Linked DNA regions of Homo sapiens: region 2 is linked to region 1. A link is a loop called in an ENCODE intact Hi-C map of the cell type or tissue named here. Cell type or tissue: endothelial cell of umbilical vein. All regions are shown on one strand. Each heading gives the region's core, and the rest is flanking DNA. Links, peaks and the distances in the headings are about the cores only.

Region 1 (5,041 bases), core at 838-3,337:
GGTGGCAGGGCTTTGGCTCTTACGGAATCTGGAGTAATTCTGCTGGATGCATGCTAGTTTCTAAAGATGACTTTTACTGCCCTTTTTAAAGTCGAGGCCAAGTTGTCTTTTCCTCACGTCTCTTCCCAGAAGCCTCAGGTAAACTTAGGGAGGGATGCAACAGTTCTAATCTGGGTTCTGGTCAGAATCGACTAGAGAAAATTAGAGGAGTGAATATGCCCTCTGAATATATTTTCCCGAATGCCTTCTTTAACAAACTTTAGGTGCTATGTTAGCACAATATTTGTTTGAATATGAAAATAATTTAGAAGAATCAAGTAAAGCAAGAATGTGAGACATGCTAGAAAGGTCATCAAAATGTGGCACCCTTTTATCATCTTCTTGCTTCCCATCAACTGATGACACAGGCTTCACACTCAGATTTGCTCTCCTCCACCTTCTTTTTATGAATGTTGGACCTTAGCAAAGTTTCTAATGTAAAAGGAAAGCTAAATCATCTTCCAAGTCAATGATTCCAATAGGAGTTTTTTTTAATAACTTGTTCATGTTCTCACCTGCCCAGAAATGTAACATTCCCTAGAGAAAGTGGAAAGACTGTTTTATTAGCTGTTTACAAGTCTTATTAGAGCAATTTAATGAAAATTCTATAAAAAACAAAAACATAAGGGGCAGAAAATATGGAAATGTTTACCCAAACTCAGATTTGAACAAATAAACAGAATAGCTTTAGTGTAATAATAAGAAAGAATTTTTCCTATAGCAGTGGCCAACCCAGTGGCATAATGGCACAGAAAAATAAAACACACTTTGGTGGCCTTTCTTAAAGGCAACTTCTCACTTATTTTATTTTTTTAACCTTTTCTCAAGGGTCTTTCACTCAATGCTCATATTTAGTGTCAAGAATTTTGACCATAAAAAAGGCTCAGAGAACACAGAGCTTCATTTGGGGGTATATTATTTTTTCTTTTGAGAAAATTGAGATTTATTTTAAAAAATAGGAAAAAAAGAAGTCCAAACCAAGGTACAAAGGCAAAGGTTTACAAAGAAAATACGCATTTTATACACTGGGAACCAATTTAATAAACAACCTCTCCCTGCTAGCTTGTGATTAAACTAAATTGCCAGCCTAAAATTTTCTGTGCAGAATTTCAAATGTCAACACATTATATTGCGATTCCTCTTAATTTCTCACAAAGAAAATGCAAAATGAATTCATTATGCTGGAGTAAGTGGAAAAAATGATGAGTTTCTCCAGAAGAGTATGCAATGGGGAGAGATTGGGCAAGACGATTATATTGAGATATTTGAATAGCTGGCCATTAGCAAGAGCATCCCCATTACTCTGCTGATAATTATATCTCTTCTGCTATGACTTCCCAGTAGAATAGTAGAATGTTCCCAGTGCTGGAGATAATGAAAAATACCATTCAGGTGGTACATATATGCCAGGAATAGAATGCAGTATTTCTTTCCTTTCTGGTTTTTGCTCTGCCTTAGCCCCATCAAATCCAATTCCCTGTATCTTGTCACTCTAAGGGCACACAGCTACACAATATATGTTAATATGTGTTTGGTTGTTCTTTGTTGTGTACAGGAAAAATAAATGGATCTTGAAAATGGAGATGGCAATGGAATATCATTCTTCCAACATAATTATCTCCTGTGTTTAGAAAGCCTGGTGTTTTGCTGAGTACATTTCTGTTAGCTATTATGTAAATGACTTTCAAAACCCGCTATAGTTCAGAGTGAAGGCTATGGATGGGATCTTATAAGGATAAAACTCTTTTTTTTCTCTGTAAGAAAGGAAAAGTGGTTGCATATTCTTTTAATTAATCCATCACTTTACAGACACTTTTCATTTTAGCAATCAAGTGCAATTATACAAACAAAAAGGGATAAAAAAATGAGATCAAACAATAACACCCATTCATCTCCAATAACAATTTCCCTCCCTCTCTCCTCTTTACTTTTTTTTCTCTGTTTTTCTCATTTGAACATTTCATACAATCTCTCATGTGTTATTGCCACCTTATCATCGTGTGGCATTTTTATTGCTCTTTATTTTCGGTTTGGGGAAATCTTGCTGGGTACTGTATGTCTTCACAAATTCATTAATTTTACAGAAAACTCAATTTGCATCCCCCCCCTTTGCTCTATCACTGCTATTTTTAATTCTGGATCCTTTCTTGAGAGTTTCATTTTAAAATTATATACATATGAGAAGAAAAGTTCCATCCAAACAGCTTACATTTGCATCCTGTAGAGGGCAGTGAAACGTTACATTGGTTTTACCCTCCATAAGGGTTGAATTGAGAACTGCTCGTTTTTCCATATTTTGGCACTCACTGGAGAACAGGACAAAAGAGCAGCTAAATTACCCGAGGGTACCTTTTTTTCTATTGAGATTGTATTTGCATTTAGAGTCAGAGAGGTGTACTTTATTATGTGAGTGCTTTCTAGTTAAAATATTTACCTGGAAATTTATTCAGAATGCAAAAGGTTGCAATGTGTATTGACAAGTGGCTATGACTCAAACCACAGGAAATGAAATATGTGTATTCATGGGGTCAGCTTTAGGATTCATACTCAATATTCAGTTAATATCTAATTGTAGTCAAAAAGACTGGTTTATATAGTCCATGATTAATGATAATTTCATTGTAAAATGAACCACTTTTAGTCTGGAAAATTTAATTCATAAATTGTACCTTGAAAAAGGCAATCACAGGAAAAAAATCACATTCACTTAAAATTTGCATGTTTTATCATCATATAATCATTAGTTTGTAACTAAGTGTAATGGTGAACATTATCTTTTAAAACTTATTAAATTATTTTTACATATTTTAGAAAATGCCTAATTTCCCCCCAAATTTAAGATATGTTAGCTTATTGATATCTAAATGAATCACATTTAAATTTAATGTAAGCCAAAATACATGGGTGTGTGTAATATATGTAGTATGTGTACTATTGGTTGATTGTAATGGCATATAGCCAATATATTACACATTCTAGGTATCCTAATTTTCATAACAGTCTTATTAATTCTGTAATAGACCTATAGAATATTTTGTACTCAATATGCAATGAAAATATGTCATGAAATATTTCAATACTTTCACCATACTGTATGATCAAATCAGTGTTATTTGTGATTGATTAAAACCTGTATACCACACCCTAATATTTATTTGGACACAACCCCTAACTTTTAATAAGGATATCTGTAACAAGACACTGTTATTTAGCATTACCCTGAGTGAATTCCCTTTGTTTCCTCCTGTTTTAATCTTCCTTTCTCTCTCCCAATGACTTTCCATTACATTTCCAAACTATTTTCTTTTTTCTTTGAGATGGCAAAACCTATATGATCAAGGTCTCTACTGCTGGTGCCTAAATACTTCCAAGTTTCCTTGTCATGTGTATGTTTTTCTTTTTTCTCTTTCTTGTTTATCTTTCATCTCTTTTTCTTTGACTATTCACATTCATTTCTTTCCAGATTCTTACCAGCTAATCCTCCTCTTGCTTTTCCAAAATTAAATTTACTAAGTTCAACTGGTCCTGGCCAGGGTAAATTTGCTCACAGTCAGAGGGGTACTATATCCCCCTTAAGAGCAAGTCCTGTCTGGGAGGTTGTCTTTCCTATTCTAATCTCTGTTTTGTGTAAAACCTTTCTAATTTTATTAGTTTAGGATAATCTAATATTGGCTTTTCTAATCATTTGTCTACTTTTTAACAAATAATTTCTTTTTCCAAGTTTTTGAGTCAAAATTGTATGTCAACTTAAAATTAGTAATACTGTTACTCTTAGCCTACTGTTGATTTCCATTGTAACTGTGCTAGCTTAGATTCACATTCTGCTATGAAGGTTTATACCCAAGGGTGCCCTTTGCCTCCAAATTTTTCCTATGATATGGGAGCCCATTCAGCCTGTAAGGGCAAGGGTACCTCTTCCAGGGTAACCATCACTAATAGGTATATAAAAAGTCTCACCTCCTGTGTAAACTAGTTCAACCATTGTGGAAGATAGTGTGGCAATTCGTCAAGGATCTACAACTAGAAACACCATTTGACCCAGCAATCCCATTACTGGGTATGTACCCAAAGGATTATAAATTATGCTACTATAAAGACACATGCACACGTATGTTTATTGCGGCACTATTCACAATAGCAAACGTGGAACCAACCCAAATGTCCATCAATGATAGACTGGATTAAGAAAATGTGGCACATATACACCATGGAATACTATGCAGCTATAAAAAAGGATGAGTTCATGTCCTTTGTAGGGACATGGATGAAGCTGGAAACCATCATTCTCAGCAAACTATCACAAGGACAGAAAACCAAACACCGCGTGATCTCACTCATAGCTGGGAATTGAACAATGAGAACACATGGACCCAGGGCGGGGAACATCACACACTGGGGCCTGTCATGGGGTAGGGGGAAGGGGGAAGAATAGCATTAAGAGAAATACCTAACATAAATGACGAGTTGGGTGCAGCACACCAACATGGCACATGTATACATATGTAACAAACCTTCACGTTGTCGTTGAGCACATGTACCCTAGAACTTAAAGTATAATTGAAAAAAAAAGTAAAACAAAAAACAGACAAAAAAACTCCCACCTCCTATCGTTCAAGGGGCAAAAATTTAGGAACTATACTGTATGTTTTACAGGTGGTCCCAGCCCCTGTGGTTCATAATGGTCAACTTAAAAGCACTAATCCACTTGCATTGGCTTTCCCACTGTCCTTGACTAATGATCCCTGATTCTTTACTCTTACTCCCTGGGTTATCTACTAAATGAACCACTTGAACAAAGGTCCTTCCTTGACTGAGGCACTACTTTATAGGAAACACAAGTTAAGATGCTCATCTTAAAATACAAGCAACATAACACATGATGATAATACGAGATGGTTGACATGTTTACATAGCTCTCAGTATAAATTTAGGGGATAGGAGCGCAGTTTTGATATGTGGATATACTGTGTAACAGTGAAGTCTAGGCTTTTAGCTTAGCCAT
Region 2 (5,041 bases), core at 875-3,374, 360 kb after region 1:
CACATGACACATGCATGTGGCAGGCATGCATGTAACATGTAACACATACAGGTCACACACATACATGGCACACATGGACGTCACATGCATGTCATACATGGCACATTTATGTCACATGTATGACACAAAGTGTCACATAACACACATGACCAAATAGAACAAACATATGCCCATATCACATATGTATGACACACGTCACAGATGTGTGACACGTGCAACACATACACGTCACACACCTGGACACGTGAAACATTCATATCACATCCGTGTCACCTAGGACACATGAAACATCACAAAAGACACATGTGACACACATACCACCTATATGTCACCCATGACCAATTCATGTCACATATAACACACATGTTACATAGGTCGAATGCATGATGTATATACGACACATGACACATGTCATATATAACACATATGGAACAGAATGTCCCGCATTCCTGTTACGTGACATATGACATGCTTCACATACAACATAAAGGAAACAACACAATGGTGTGACATATGTATCATATATAACACATGTTGGATATGCATGTCACACACGACACATGCACAACACATGACACATGCGTGACACATGTACGACACATGAAAGACACGTGCACGTCACATGCATGACACATGCACGACACATGCATGACATATGCCACATATGACACATGACAAACAAGTGACACATACACTTCACATGCATGACATTTCCTACAGATTACAAAGGACACATGTGACACATACAGGTTTCCTGCAAGTTACATATTGCACATACATGACACATGCATGTCACATGTCGCACATAACATGCATTAGCGTGTGATACATGCATGTCGCATGTCACACATGACAAACGCCAGAGATATATGGTACACATATGCCATATATGACACTTATACATAACACCTACATGGAAAACGCCATATATGACAGCTACATGGCACGTGTATGCAGGATATGGCACGTATGACACATGCATATTACATACATGTGACAGATGACACATACATGTCATGTACATGTTACATATGACACACTACACATTATAAGACACACAGGACACGTCACACGTGACACACGTAAGTCACATATGGCACTTGCATGTTATGACACATGTAACATACATACCACATTCGTGCCACATCCGTGACACAGATGACAGGGACATGAAATATAACTCTCATTTGACACAAGTCACATATGACACATGCAAACGTCACATACACGTCGCACATGGCATGCATATTTACATAGAAACTAACGTCTTACGAACGACTTGTATGTGACATACATGTCACACACATGTCACACACAACACGTATGTCGCGTGTATAACACAACACACGTTCCATACGACGCGTGTCGCCTATGACACATATGACACACATTTGTCATGTATGACCCATATGATCCCTGTATGACACACCACATGCATGCCGCATGTCATATTTCACACCTATGTCACGTGACTCATGTCTTATACATGTCGCATAAGATGCATATTTGACACATGTCACATATTTGGCATATGAAACGACATACATTTCATATGCTGTATGACTAATGCATGTCACACATGGCATATGACAAATATATGCCACATATGACATACATCTATATGTCATTGTGGCTTATTTGTATCATAAGTGATATATATGTGTCGTGTGTGATATATGTCGTATTTTTGTCTTGTCATATATTATTTCACAGATTACCCATATGTCTATATGACACATATATGTCACATATGACACATATGTAAAATATATTTTTTCCTTCTACCCAATGCCAAGTTCAAGACAGGCACGTTTTCTCAGCATCTTCTTTTGTGAATCAGTGGACCTCTTTGGGTTCCTACTTTTATGGAGTGGTTCACTTTTAGTGGTCAAGTTGACACTCCACTTTGAATCAGCATTGTTTCATTTCTTGTTCTTATGCTTTAGGCTTATATTAGACAAAGCTGAAATATTCAATGTTACAATCAGGTTTGAAACTCAGTTACCTCCCTGGTGTCTAATTTTCACTTCATTTGGAGGAAAACAAAGTTTTAAAGTTTTTATGTAATACTTTAGGTCTTGTCTTTTTAATTCAGGAGGGTCACCATGTTATTATTTAGGAAAATGAGATTACATTTGACAATAGACCAATCTAATTTTTTCTTAATGTAGACATCTGGGCTATATGCAAAGTTGCTGTCTTAATTTGTCAATTAGAAAGAAATCCCTTTGAGACAGCCAAGTGACAGAGGGTCCCTGGAGAAATTCTAACCAGCCTCTCCACTGAGGTGAAGCCTCGGGAAGTTCGCCAGGTTTGCAGCATTGAGGAGCCTGGCCCCTCCCCTTCCTGTGTGGAACTTGGGATTCGAACGGCAGGCGGGAAGTGCTCTAGCAGGGGAGTCTGACCTTGTGAGGGAATACCTGTGTCCCCCCTTTTTTCCCCTTTTTACCCAATAAAACCCTGCCTTACTCACCCTTTAAATCATCTGCGAGCCTGAATTTTCATGGCCGTGGGACGGACAAGAACTTTATCTTCAGCTGAACTAAGAAAAAGTCCTGCAACATTTTTGGCGCGCAATGTGGGGGCACCAGAAGCGGTGAGTGAAATGGAGACTCAAAACCTCTCACTGTTGCTTGACCTTTTCCTTCCTTTTTTGGGACCAACTGGTGAGCAGTGTCTCCCCTCCACCCCCAACTCCCTGCCGGAATGGGAGGCACGGCTCAAGGATCCCGGGGCAGCTGGCTGGCATTTTCCGCCATGAACGGCTGGAGCCTTCCCCTTCCCCGCCAAGAGATTCAGCTCCATCAGCCAGTAATCAAACTTTTCTCCCTGGTGGAGAAACCACTTGCATAAGAATAAGAGGTTCTTCCCCAGGATTTTTTTTTTTTTTTTTTTGAGACTGAGTCTCGTTCCGTCGCCCAGGCTGGAGTGCAGTGGCGCGATCTTGGCTCACAGCAAGCTCCGCCTCCCGGGTTCACGCCATTCTCCTGCCTCAGCCTCCCAAGTAGCTGGGACTACAGGCACTCGCCACCACGGCTGGCTAATTTTTTTTCTGTATTTTTAGTAGAGACGGGGTTTCACCGTGTTAGCCGGGATGGTCTTGATCTCCTGACCTCGTGATCCGCCTGCCTCGGCCTCCCTAAGTGCTGGGATTACAGGCGTGGGCCACCGCACCGGGACTTCCCTAGGCATTTTTAAACTGTTTATTTTCTTTCCCTTTCTGTACCCAATCAGCAAGTTAAGTTTTAAAGTTTTTTTTTTCTTTTAGAAGATGTTTTGCTAGGCCAGGCACCCCCCGCCCCCCGCCGCCGCCCCCTCCCGCCCGCAACAACCATCACTGTTTATATTTTCTGCAAAGTTTTGGTTGTGAAATTAAGCCTCCATCTTGCTTTATATCCTGCGGGCCATGGCCGGTAACCACTTGGCAAAGCTTTGTTTGGCAAGCCTGCCATAGGGGATGAGCCCTTTCTGGTTTGACATCTGCATGTTTTCCTAGAGCTGTCTCTTAAAGGGCCCCACCCAGCGACTAGGTTTTCTTCTACCTGTATGTGTACTGTGTGTGATGTGTGTAAGAAGAGCTCTGATTAATTTGGCTTAAAGAAAGACAAGTCCTTTGATCAAGTATTTTGTAAGGGAAGTGAAAAGCTATGGTACCTTTCAGCTCACGTGATTTTAATCTTTAAGAAATAAAAACAGTCCTAAAGACTATTAGTAAAATGTATGTCAGGTGCAAGGTATGCTAAGTGTTTTGAGGTTACAAGCTGCTTTTTGGGTTTTGAGAACTATTTGACTTGCTGGCTTCACAATTGGTAAGGCCTGGGAACATATGGAATTAACCACACCCTTAACTAAGAAGGCCAATCTTGGCTTTAGTTAGCACGCAATTAAAGCAACTTACCAAGTTTTACCTTACAGTTAAAAATTGCTAGGCTACTAGAAATAGATTTACATCCAAGGTGTGTAAAAACAGTAAAATGTGTTTTTTAGTAAAGATTATAAGAAGGCATGGAATGTAAACTTTTGCCTAGGGTTAAAGGATTGTTTTGTGTTAAATTAGGAAAGCTGAAGGTTCAAAGAAGTGGTGGAAGAATTGTGGAATTAATCTTTTAGAAGAGGTTCTCTGTGTGAACATAGTGACGAAATTCAAAAACAGGGTATTATACGGTTTTCTGTAAATTGAGCATTGAAATAAAAGCATAACAAGATTTTCCTAAGGCATTAATCTGCTCTTTGGCAATATTTGTAAAGGTTTATAAAGGTTTTTGCTTCTTTAAAACTTCTGCATCATCATTTGGGCAAAATGAGTAACTTATGGTAATCTTGAATTCTGTTTTGTAATATCAAGTGTTTGAAACCTCGAACATTTAACAGCCTTCCCAAAATCAAACTTCAGTTTCAAAATTGTCTTCCCTGATACCTGGCTTTTCAAATACTTCAGAGTGCCCCTGAAGTGTCCAGAAAAGAGAGGTACATAGGATTATTTGACATGTTTAGCTACAAGGGATTGCCAAAATGATGCTCAATTTTTCTTAGGTTATATCTTGGTGAATAATGCTAATATATGTTTCAAAATTGTATGGGATTTCTAAAATTTGCATGTCAATCATGATAGCATATACTTAATTATGATTAATTAAGATTTTGATGTTATTATAAACCTCAGAGATAACCAAACTTCTTTGTCAATTGTGTTTCTAAGTGGAACTACCCTGGGCATTTTGTTATTCACAAACAATTGTTGTCTTTTAAGTCTTTTCAAAAGATGGTTTATAATAAGCTATAGTAACAGGTGCTCTCAAATACAAGCTTCTGATAATTTTGGAAATTGTAACATTGGAATAAAGGAAAATGTACAGGACTCATGAAGAGCTGAAATGTTCATGAATATCAAGCAGAACAACAGTTAACTAAATGGACTGAACTCAGAAAGCTAAAGCAAACTTTTTGACGTTTGGTTAGGATATTACTGATCCATTTATTTTTCATAGTCAAGGGAACTTATTTTGAACTATTTATGGCCTTTAATAATTAAGCAAGGTGT

What was found. Peaks named below come from ENCODE experiments on the same cell type or tissue, not always from the same donor. Only the 100,000 strongest peaks of a DNase experiment are listed, where the experiment ranks them.
Region 2: it touches region 1 in a loop (4-fold over the local background); 2 of 110 quality-filtered maps call a loop at or near these places.

The regions. Positions count from the first base shown.
Region 1 is chr18:40,156,834-40,161,874 of GRCh38, reverse strand. No RefSeq gene overlaps it. Among named protein-coding and RNA genes, the nearest start is that of LINC01477, 93 kb to the right of the region's middle. In endothelial cell of umbilical vein, for the core only: a CTCF peak has its summit at 2,267 (motif pointing right); a DNase peak (open chromatin) is centred at 2,304.
Region 2 is chr18:39,797,624-39,802,664 of GRCh38, reverse strand. No RefSeq gene overlaps it. Among named protein-coding and RNA genes, the nearest start is that of LINC01902, 42 kb to the left of the region's middle. In endothelial cell of umbilical vein, for the core only: no CTCF peak of the experiment used is centred there; a DNase peak (open chromatin) is centred at 2,424; H3K4me3 peaks cover 1,054 bases; H3K27ac peaks cover 645 bases.